Linked DNA regions of Homo sapiens: region 1 is linked to region 2. Evidence: chromatin contacts called from ENCODE Hi-C or POLR2A ChIA-PET data. All regions are on one chromosome and are shown on one strand. Each heading gives the region's core, a stretch centred on a gene start or an enhancer-like site at or near the end of the contact. The rest is flanking DNA. Distances are from core to core; before and after follow the strand shown. Region 1 overlaps LOC105370003 (a long non-coding RNA gene). Region 2 has its middle 540 kb from the start of TBX3.

Region 1 (5,639 bases), core at 1,638-4,137, 160 kb before region 2:
TCCTACATACATTTCAAGTGCTCCTAGCCACATAGCGACTGGTAGCTATTGTATTGGATGAATAAAGCAGATGTAGACCATTTCCATCATTCTGGAAAGTTCTATGGAACAACTTTGATCTCAGTAATAGTGTACCCTTCTGGACTAATCCTTACATGTTCCAGAGCAAAGAGAAACTATTCATTCATTCAGCAAATATTTACTCCTTGCCAGAATTGTTCTGGGTGCCTAGGATTTCGCTGGGACAGACATACTTCTGCCCTTGTGAAGTTTATGTGCTGGTACATCATAGGTGTTACATAGATACAAATGGAACATGACTATGGGGAAAAAGAAAGCAGGTGAAGGAAAATAGAGAAGGCTGGGTGCTGGGGTAGTGGAGAGGGTTCTATTTGATAAAGGGTATTCAGAGAAGGCTCACTGAGGAGGTGACAGATGGCAGAGCGGTGGCCTGAAGGAAGGGAATGAGGGAGTATGCCTTGCAGATTTCTGTAGCAGAGAATTCCAAGCAGACGGGGCTGTAGTGCAAATGTCATGAGGTTGGAGCATGCTGCTCATTTTGAATAGAGTAGTGACATGGTCTGGTTTAGGATGTAACAGGATCCCTCTGGCTGTGAAGTGGAGAGTACGGGATGCCACAGAGTGACCAGTAAGAAGGTTGGTGCCACATCCCGAGTGAGAGGTGATGGTGGCTTGGACCAGGGAGGTAGCCTTGGGAGAGGTGAGACGTGGTCAGATTTCGGGCGATACCCTGAAAGTAGAGCAGGCAGGACTTGCTGCTGGATTCACGTGGCATGAGAGAAAGAGGAGTTGAGGATGATGAGAAGGATAGAGTTTGCAATTATGGAAATGGGGTAGATGGCAGAAGGAGTGGTTATGCAGGGACGATAATCAGTATAGTTGTGGAAATAGCAAGTTTGAGATGCCTACTAAATATCTGAGTGTTGATCTCTTTATATGAGTGTATTCATTCAACACGTATTTGCTGGGCTCCAATACATATCCAGGACTCAGTCATTTGCATATAAGAGATGAGCATAACTCCTTATTTTCAACTTTCTCTAATTGATCCATTAAAAAATAAACATCTTTTTTTTCCTTTGTTCTTGCACCAGCTTGTACTTTAAACTCTATATTTAGCAGAGCACTGGGATGACTGACTTGGTCCCTTGATTCTACTTTTTTTTTTTTTTTTTTTGCAGTTCACCTAGTTCACAGCCAGACACTTTGCTGGGTTGCAGAGACACTAAGAACATAAAATGCCAGCCCGGCCCTTGATAAGCTGACAGCCAGTGGGAGTTGCTAAGGCACAGGACAAAGCACATGGGCTTTGGGCCCATCAAACCTGATTCATGAAACTGGCTCTACCGCTCACGAGCTCCTTAGCCTGGGGCCACACACTTAACCTCTCTGAACTTGTTTGCTCATCTGTATAATGGAGCACCTGACACCCAACTCACAGGACTGTCAGCAGGATCAGAGAAAATGCGTATACATTCACCTGCACAGTACCTGATATATGTAAGTGCTTATTTAATACATGGTGGTTAGCATTAACTTTACTGTTACCAAATGAAACAGACACATAACAGGAAAAATTATCATATATATTGTGTTAGGCACTTTTAAAAACAGATCTGAATAAAGTGTTAGGAGACAGGATAGCAGAGGGTAGGAATATGGGCTTTGGAGATAGATGTTGATTCCAAACCTAGCACCTCCATTCATGCAGTGAGTTGACACTGGGCAAGTGCCTTGGCATTTTGATTTGTAAAATGGGCACAATTACCTATTAGTACCAACTCACAGGTATATTGCTCATTTTTCTTTTTTTAAAGAGATAGGATCTGACTCTGTCGCCCAGGCTGGAGTGCAGTGATGGGATCATAGCTCACTACAGTCTTGACTTTCTGTACTCAAGCGATCTTCCTGCGTAGCTGGGACTACAGACACATGACACCGTGCCTGGCTAATTTTTGTACTTTTTGTAGAGATAACATCTTGATTTGTTGCCTAGAGTGGCCTCAAAACTCCTGGCCTCAAGTGATCCTCCCACCTTGGCCTCCCAAAGGGCTGGAATTACGGGTGTGAGACACCTCACCTGGCCTGGAATGTTGTGAATGTAAAGGGGATGACACATCATACAAAGGGATTCACACTTTTTTTTAGCTATAGGGCTTGCTCAATAAGTGTGCATTGCTGCTATTTCCACAGGAACACAGGTGGCCAAAGAAACCTCTTAAGAGGGAAAAAATGAATCACGGGGAATATGCTCATATAAGAAATTAGGGAAAGAAAAGAAAGAAAAAAAAACAAAGCCTTTTTTTTTTTTTTTTTTTTTTTTGCTGGGTATAGGAAGGCATCCCAGGCTGCTTCATCATTGCCCTGTCCAGTTCTGACAAATATCTTTGACATCCCCAGAGAGAACACTGAGGCCCTTCAAGATTTTAAATTCTCTGAGAAGTCTTCAAAGGTCTACTTTGACTGTAGTAGAAGAGTGACTGGTATCTTCGGAATGGTTTTGAAGTTCAGTGGTAAACATGTCTTTTGGGCTGTATTTTTATCAAGGAACATGTAAATATACCAGCGTGCCCTCTCCCTAAGTCCCCAGGAGCCTTGATGTTTTCCTAGATGTCAACTCCAGCACTTCCGTGAGTGGTAGAGGCAGTGGATGCTCATTCTAAACAAGGTGGTGCAACCAGTTTGTTGTAGGTGTAGTTTTCCTGAACTGGTAAATTGTCCAAAACTTTCACTGACTGTGCAATCAGTCACTCCTTGTGCTACTTGCAGACTTGGCTTGTGGCCTGACCTACTTCACGTTTACACAGGCCCGAAGCTTGCCTGCAAACATCATCGGGGAGCTAGAGATGACGGGCAAGGAGTGATTCATTTCTTTGGCCGTGAGTTGCTTAAAGCAACTCATTTGCGTGCTTGGGGTAACCCCCTTCAAAGTTAAGCAGGCAAGGTGAGCCTTGCTCCATCTGCCCTCAGTAAAGAGATGGCATCCTGCTGGTTATCTTGCTGACATAGCTGGTCCTGCTTAACCAGGTGAGGCAGAGTGTGAAGAGCTTCTTCTGGCGATCAGGCAGACCTGGTTATGAACTCCGATTCTGCTACTTAGTACCTGTAGCCAAATTACTCAAGTCTCTCTGCTTCTCTAGTTCCTCTCTTGCAAAATGATTTATGAGTGGATTAGGTCTATAGATGGCAACATTGTCATGAAAGACTGTTGTATGGATCGAACACACAATAATCTATGCCCAATACCTGTTAAATAGATATTAATAAACTCATATTTGCTGACTGTGTGCCAGGCACTGCTCTAAGCACTTCACATTTATCAACTCATTTAATCTTCCTAACAAGTCCATGAGGTTATTATTGTCCCCATTTTACAGATGTGGAAACTGAGGCAGAGCAGTGTGGTCACTTTTCCAAGGTTACACAGTTAGTAAGTGGTCAACCTGGTATTTACAGGATGGCAGACTCCAAATTTCATGTCCTTAATTACAGTTAATACGCCCTTTCAATAAATGATCCCTGTTAGAATTTTATCAAGCCAGTCTTTACTGGGTGTCCTTGTGAGTTTGAACACCACTAGGAATCCGGAAATAACCCCAAGCTTGTCTTTTTCCTACTGTGGAAATAAGTGACTGATCTCCGGCCATCAAGATCTGTATAATTCTATACACTTATTTATAGCAAGACATAACTAAATTCCTCCCACTCAGTCTCTCTCTCTCTCTCTTACCCCCAGAGGGCCTTTCAGTAGCTTATTTGGAGTGAACACCATCCAGGGAAAAAAAATTAGTTAAGAAAAACAGGAATTAAGATGTCAAGACAGATTGCCGACAGGACCTTTGATCTGACCAGAAATAAATATAAAAGAAGCTGCTGAGAAGTCTCTTGCCTGATTTCCATCTAAACCACTAGAAGTCAGACCCAATTCCTGCGGCTTCAGCCTGGCCCCAGGACTCGTGAGGACTGGGGTATGATCTCCACTTCGCAAGGGGAAGCCAGTGGCTCTCTAAATCTTCCTAGAGTGCCCTGTGTCCTGAGGATGGGGTTGGGCGGGGGAAACATCCATTGAAATCAGGATGGAAGAAAAGTTCCTGAGGTGAGTGTGATTTGGTGGGGCAGTGGAAGATGAAGCTCATTGACAATGGGTTTTACCATTTGGGAAATGGTAGCAAGTGTAGCAGGCATTTGCTCATCCCTTCCCATGTACCAGACACTGTGCTAAGTACTTGGATGCCTCATCATACTTCACCATCACAGCTACCCTAGGAAGTATGGAGTATAATTATTTCCCTTTTATAGATGAGAAAACTGGGGTTCAGAGTGTCTTATCAGGCTGCCCAGGGCCATAATAACTAAGGCACAGCAGGGCAGAGATTTGAATCCAGGTTTTATGATTCCAATAGCTGCTCATTTAACCAGTAGTCGGTTCTGAAATAATGACTGGAGCCTAGAAAGTTGAGTTTCTCAAAGGAAATTTTCTAGTTTGCTAATTTGGTTCTAGAGCTGCAGGATTATAGGGGCAGCAAAATGAATATTGCCATTTATTGAGTACCTGCTGTGTGTCCAGTATCATAGGAGAGATTTTCGAGGGTCAAAGAGGGGTATACAGGCCAGGACTTGGGGAAGGAGTGAGTGAAGGACAGGGAGGATCCAGAGATGGCTTGATTAATAGGTGATGTGGATGCTGCTTGCTGAACCATTCACCAGATTAGGACACTGAAAGAAAATACCTGGGGGTGAGCTGGTGAGGAGATACTGTGATTATCCTCCCAGCAGCCATTCCCTTTATTTCTTACAAACAGATTTTGCCCCTGCTTTGGACTGTTCTCTAAAAGTGAGCCTGTGACCCAATTCTAATCAATGAGACTTGGATGGAGGCTATGATGACTCTAGAAATGTTGCTTTTTTATTGATCGAAGGACAAAGTGATCCTAGAAAAAGGCCTCGCCTCTCTCCTAGACTTTCTACCTCTGACTGAGCTCATGATGCTTGGAGCTGTGGCTACCATTTTGAAGGCGTGAGTTGATGAACAGGAAGGGAAGTGAATGCGTTGAGCTTGGGGGAGTAGATGAATGGGGAGGGCTTACCTTGATGTCCAGTGGAGTGGCTGCCCCAAACCTGGAAAGCAACCGCCTGTCTATAGATGTCTGAAGATGTCCAAATTAAACATCTCCAAGGTTTAATGCAAGGTGAGCTGGCTTTTCTGTTAATTGTATCTGAAGGCATCCTAACTGATGCTGATGTAAGTTTAGTCTCTGGTCTTTTAAGCATTGGAAGTCCCTGTGAAAACTTCCTGATCATGATTTAAAAGAAAAAAGAAAAGAAAAGAAAAAAGAGAGAAGTGGCAAAAGGGGAAGGTGGAGGCAAACTGTTCACTGTGCTGGGAGAACAGAGTGAGGAGGTTTGAATGTGGTTGCTGGAACTGAATGATAAAAGGCTTTCGAACGATCCAAATCTAGAGCCTCCCAAATAATAGCAATGTAGAAATTGGCCATCTGAGTCAATGTCTGGTTCTCACTCAGGCCAGACCAGGACAAAACACTTTTCCTACTGCCTTGAGAAAGCATGGGCATCTCTCCCTTGGTATCTTTTCTCAGCATGCAAGTTTCAGATGCCAG
Region 2 (5,847 bases), core at 3,134-5,633:
CAAGTAGACATTTTTCCCTTGGCAATAGGGAGCCACAGAAAGTTTTCCACAGGAGAGTAGCGTGAACAGTTTTACATATCAACAAACAGGCACCTGGACTTGGGTGATGCTTTGGCAGATGGTTTGGCAGACTTCTTCCTCCTACCATGTTTTCCTTCCTTCACTGAGCCAGATAACTACCTAGCTCACAAGAAAAAGGCTATTAAAAATGTATTTTGGCTGGCACATTGGCGCAGGCCTGTAATCCCAGCACTTTGGGAGGCTGAGGCGGGTGGATCGCCTGAGGTCAGGAGTTCGAGACCAGCCTGGCCAACATGGTGTAACCCCGTGTCTACTAAAAATTACAAAAATTAGCCAGGCATGGTAGTGGACACCTGTAATCACAGCTACTTGGGAGGCTGAGGTAGGAGAATCACTTGAACCCAGGAGGTGGAGGTTGCAGTGAACCAAGACAGCACCACTGCACTCCATCCTGGACACCAGAGCAAGACTCTGCCCTGCCCCCGGGCACAAAAAATATATATATATTATTGATTAAACTTGGTCTACAAAACCTGCTCCAAGGAGCAACATCTTCCCAGCCAAGCATTTGCCTACTAGGTACCAAGCCTGACTCCTTTCTCAGGGACAGTTTGAGGTGACACCTGGGTATAAGGAGGCTGCCTTCTCATCTGGGAGCTCAAGAGAGGGAAGGGATGCCCAGTGGAGCGCCGTTCCCAAGATTGCTTTTCCGATTCAGTGGAGTAAGGTGGTTTCCCGTTCTAAATATTTAACATGATGCTGTCGGTGTGTCCTCTAGGGGACGAGAACTTACAAGCTGATGTTTATGAAGGGAGAGGCGATGAAGACCAAAAGACACACATTCAAACAAATCTAACCAAACAACTTTAATCCACCCCCCACTCGCAGAACCGGAGGAGCGCTCATGATTTATGGCTTTGCTTGCAAGAGAGAGAGAGGATTTTTAAAAAAAAGCTCTTCACTTTGCTAAGAGGGGCTGCATCCAAAAGCAGCAGCTTTGCTTGTACTCCCTTTGAAACCAGAAACCCCACTCCTTTTGCCCTGCCTGAGCAGAGCCAGAAAGAATGCTCTATATACACTTTTAACCTTCCTCCCCTCCCCAAGAAAGGGCTCTGGAAGTTCTCTTAGTAGATTTGCCTCATGGGGAGAAGGGAGACCCCTGCTACAATAGGCAAAGGGCTAGAGTTCGGTATTTGCATTTAGGAAGTCTGGGAGGTGTCTGCGCGTGTGTGCAAGGGCATGCTTGAATTTCAAGGTCAAATGGCAATTTTTGAACACCGAGTGCTGTGCTGGGATTTGTGACTCTTCATTAACCTTTCTTCTCTGGCACATTTTCTGGGGACAAGTTCCCTGAGAGTCAGGAAGAGAAACTAAAGTCACTAACTAGTAGCAGAAGCAAGTTAAAGGATAAGGTAGGGTCTGAGCTGGGCAAGGAGTCCCGTTAGAGAAGAGATGGGACTCAGGAAGCTGATGTACAGAACGAAGAATTACAGCGATGGACTTTGAGACAGAACAGTCTTGAGGAGTTGTTAGCAGAAGTGGCATTCAAAATATTAACAACCAATGTGGCACAGACGGAGGGCTTTCAGAGTAGATGTCAGCTGTAAACAACCAGTAAAACTGCACCAGTGCATACCAACTAGGACCAGTACCAGATACTAAACAGTATTTAGTATTTAGTATTACTAAATACTATAGTTATATATATAAGTACATAGTATTTACTATTTAGTATTTACATAGTATTACTAAATAGTAAATATGTATTTCCTAAAAGAACTATAACAGTAGTATTTTGACTTGATGTGAATTCAGAATCATGTCATAGCATAGCAGCATGGTTGCAGAAAAAAAAATTACTTATGAACTACTAGATGAGGAAACTTTCTAGCACAGAAGAAGTTCCCAAAGTGATTCCACAGAGGAAAAGCTCAACTGCCTGTCAATGTGGCTTTTTGATCAAATGAGTCTGGAGAGCCATGGGTTCAACGAAGAGTGACTTTTCTTTCCTGACTGCAGGACTTCTCAGAGCCTTGAACATGAACATGGGTGTTATGAATATATCTGGGTAGGGTGAGGGGAGGCAGTTAAGAGCACATGACAGGCCGGGCACAGTGGCTCAAGCCTGTGATCCCAGAACTTTGGGAGTTTGAGGCGGGGGAATCACCTGAGGTCAGAAGTTCGAGACCAGCCTGGCCAACATGGTGAAACCCTGTCTCTACTAAAAATACAAAACTTAGCCGGGTATGGTGGCACGTGCACGTAGTCCCATCTACTAGAGAGGCTGAGGCACAGAATCGCTTGAACCCGGGAGGCAGAGGTTGCAGTGAGCCACCCAGATCACACCACGGCATTTAAAAAAAAAAAAAATAGCAAATGACATTGCTCAAGCTTATTTGAATGCAGAATTCTTTTCTTAAGGACCAGCTTCTGGGGGTTGTAGTGCTTAGGCAACACTTCGGGAAATGGGGCACTAAAAATTGCTCCTATTTGTCTAGAAATAATTCACTGTCAGTGGAGGTGATAAACTGAGAGAAGATGCGGCTGCTGGGACCTTCTCACAGGGAATCTACATTAGGGGCTGGGTCTTAGACCAGGTGAATTCGAGAGCCCATTTCCATTCTGGGATTCTGAGAGTCTGGGACCCAACAGGACACACCAAGAAAGCCAGACCTTACAAGCTTATGACCATGGCATTGTTATCCAAAAAAGAAATTTATTTTCCTTCACGATGTGCATTGCTCTCTTTTAGATGCTATTCACAGTTATCAATATTATTATTAGCAGCAGTTAATATTTACAAAGTGCTTAGCACATGCTAGGCACCTGCCATGGTGTACACACTTTACCTCATTTAATGCCTTCAGCAAAGCAATGAAGCGAGTTACTATCTTCATTTTACACAAAAGGCTCAGAGAAGTTATGTTGCTTGAGCAGTGTCACACAATTAGCAAGCAGCAGAGCTGAGAAGCAAATCCACTTCTGATTCTAGGGTCTGAGGTTGGCCATGGAATGAAATCTGGAATCAGAAAAAAATCCTGATTTACAACTATGACCTTACCATTGACTTGCTGTGTGGCATTGAACGAATTACTTAACTTCTCTGAACCTCAGTTTTCTTTGCCATAAAGTAGAACCCATCAAACAAACTGTGCTCTTGGGTTGCATCAAAAGAGGTATAAGTGAGTAGAATAGGGGTATACAGTTACTCATTCATTCAGTTACTTATCCTTCCGTGATTTCAACACTCCTTGAATGCTTAATTTGTTATTATTTCCAGAAATCTCAGATACATATGAAGTACCGCATGTCTCATTACGTGATGAGAGAGGTTTTTTCTAATCTGGGAGTTCAGACCAATCCCTGACTTCACAAAAAACTCACTGTATGAAAAATCACTTTCAGTGCCTCAGTTTCCTTATCTCTAAAATCAAGGATTAAATTTACTTGCCTTCCAACTCTAGCTCTAAAGCAGTGGTTTCCAAAGTGTGTGCAATGGATCACTCACTTCAAAATCACCTGAAATGTTTATTAAATGAATATTTCTGGACCTCACCCAAGACCTACTCAATTTTAATGTCTGAGATGGAAATGTGCATTTTTAATAATAAGGTCTCTGGTTAATTTGTATGCCCACAATTTGAGAGAATTGTTCTAAACGATTCAAGGACAACATTTCTCAAAGTGTCTTCATGAAAAACGATTTCTTTACTCTCCAAAGTTGGGGTTCATGGACAAAACAAGTCGGGAAGGGTTAATAAGATCTAAAGCTTTTTTGAAGATTTGCAATGTACATTAGCATACCAAAGGCTCTGAAAAGTCCTAAAGTAGAAAAATCTATTGAAGAAAATGTAACCAAGTATTTCCCAAGTATATCCCATATTTGATGATCAATTTTTTTTCTGCATACTAACCCCCTACCTCGCCCAGTCACCTATCAGGAGTGCCAGAAAATTAATGTTCTACAGAGCACATTTTTAGAAAAACAAATCTAGGTGATTGACATAAATTATATCTGTGGACACTCAGAGTTGGAGCTCATAAATAGCATTTGGTTGCCCAATAATGGAAATGTAAAATAAATGGATTCTAGCTTGAAAGGTGTGTTGCAGAGTTAATAGGAACCTACTCACCTCTATTGGAAGCTCTCCTCAGGAGCACTTAGGAACTCCCTAAAATAGAATACTTAATCCTTTACTCCTGACTCAGGCAAGGGGAAAGCAATGGCCTGGGTGATTCAGCCTTTTCCTCCCTGTTGAAACTGTTGACTTTGCCATATAACCTCTTTGATGGTGCTGAAGTCAGAACTTTGCTCATCTTCCAGGCACCCAGTTTAAAAGAGCTGAGATTAGCTCAATGACTCACGAGTTTTCCCTGTCACTTGCATGTGTTATTCCAGAACAGAACCCAGGCTGGCACCGCCATGTGTGAAATTCCTCGGTGCTGCTCAGGCCCAGCCCTCAGGCTGCTGGTTAGATGGCCCAGTCAACGTAACCTTCTCATGCCAATCCCAAAGCTTGCAGCCAATTGCCAAGGTGGACACTGGCTGACCTGAGTCAGGATGATGCAACTCTAGCTTCCTCATTCTCCCCATGCCCTCCTTCTTTGTAAATTCTGGTCAATTTCCAGAACTCAGAGCTAATGGGGGACCTGACTCGGCCACAAGAGTTTCAGGCAGCACCTAGTCCCTGAGCCCTATGACATGCCAGACAGCCCATGGAAAGTAAGAGGGAGAATCTTCCTCTTACTATTTCAGAATTTCTCAGCTGTTGCCTCAAAGTTAAATGCAGATGATCAATGAGTGGAAAATTGGCTTGGAAAGAGCAAATTGGATCTTGTGACATCGTGAGATTATTTTATAGGACACATGTAGCAGGTCAAAAGTTGGAGACCAGATAGACATTCTTCATTTTCCTTTCCAGTTCATTGATCCATCTGTTCAAGCTAGAATGCAGCCTCCCACTAGAATACGGGTTCCATGGAAGCATATCACTTTTCTGTTTTGTTCACCACTGTATTCCCAGGGCCTAAGTTAGTGTCTGGTATAAAGCAGATGCTCAACAAACAAATGCTTGTTGAATGAGTTCAACCAACGATTTGGTAGATTGAAGGTGGTCATAAATTGTTTGGACACTCTTAGGTTAACAGGTGATGTGTTTATGACTTCTTAAATCTGAGCTCTGTGACGGATCAATAGAATACAGTAGTTGAACTTTATACATGGTGTCTCATAGCACCAGAAAACCCAGGGGAAAAAAAGCAGTAAGGTTTCTTATGACCTAGCTTTGGAAGTTCCAGCCATTAGTTCCACCATATTCTGTTGGTCAAGTGAGTTGTTAAGGCCAGTCCAGATTCAGGGGGGAGGGTGTTTAGTCTCTGCTTCTCAACAATGCATGTAGCATGAGCTCCATTCCCCAAGGATTTAGCTATCTCCTCAACAGGAAGAGAAGCAAAGAATTTGTGACCATTTTTAATCTACCACACCTACCTTTCAGCATTGTTGAGAGGACTAAATAGGATGATTTATACCTGGTGTTTTTCTGCACGTTAGGAAAGACGTCCCTTCCTCTGGGTTAATACAGCTATTTGGCAAGCAGTGATTGGCCCGGGATTTAGCACCTCTGTGCCTCCTTAGCAAGCTGGTCTTGGGCAGGATGCAATCTGCAAAACTGTACAGAGCAATGCTGCCTAACACATAGAAAACCCAGCAGATGATATATATTGCTAAAATTAGCTGACACTGTCACTGCAAAGGGCATCAGCTGTTTTGGCCAACCTAATATCTATTTCTTTTCTTTCTGGTCTTAGCATGCTCATTTCCCTTTT

What was found. A loop is a pair of places that touch in the nucleus more often than their neighbours do. ChIA-PET counts read pairs that join two places held with the same protein, here RNA polymerase II (POLR2A).
Region 1: a loop to region 2 is called in a map of MCF 10A, with 2.4 times the contacts of the local background. The contact joins two enhancer-like sites. A Hi-C loop is called at or near these places in 3 of 168 maps with a recorded cell type or tissue (HepG2, MCF 10A and PC-3). POLR2A ChIA-PET finds 5 or more read pairs at or near these places in 1 of 52 experiments (MCF 10A).

Annotation. Positions count from the first base shown.
Region 1 is chr12:115,381,064-115,386,702 of GRCh38, reverse strand. The region is part of intron 3 of LOC105370003 (a long non-coding RNA gene); the gene reads left to right. Among named protein-coding and RNA genes, the nearest start is that of LINC02463, 500 kb to the left of the region's middle. Within about 2 kb of position 2,887, at least 3 of the 41 ENCODE cell types and tissues checked have a DNase peak (open chromatin) inside an H3K27ac peak, as active enhancers do; they include PC-3, where a contact is called at or near this core.
Region 2 is chr12:115,225,932-115,231,778 of GRCh38, reverse strand. No RefSeq gene overlaps it. Among named protein-coding and RNA genes, the nearest start is that of TBX3, 540 kb to the right of the region's middle. Within about 2 kb of position 4,383, at least 7 of the 41 ENCODE cell types and tissues checked have a DNase peak (open chromatin) inside an H3K27ac peak, as active enhancers do; they include PC-3, where a contact is called at or near this core.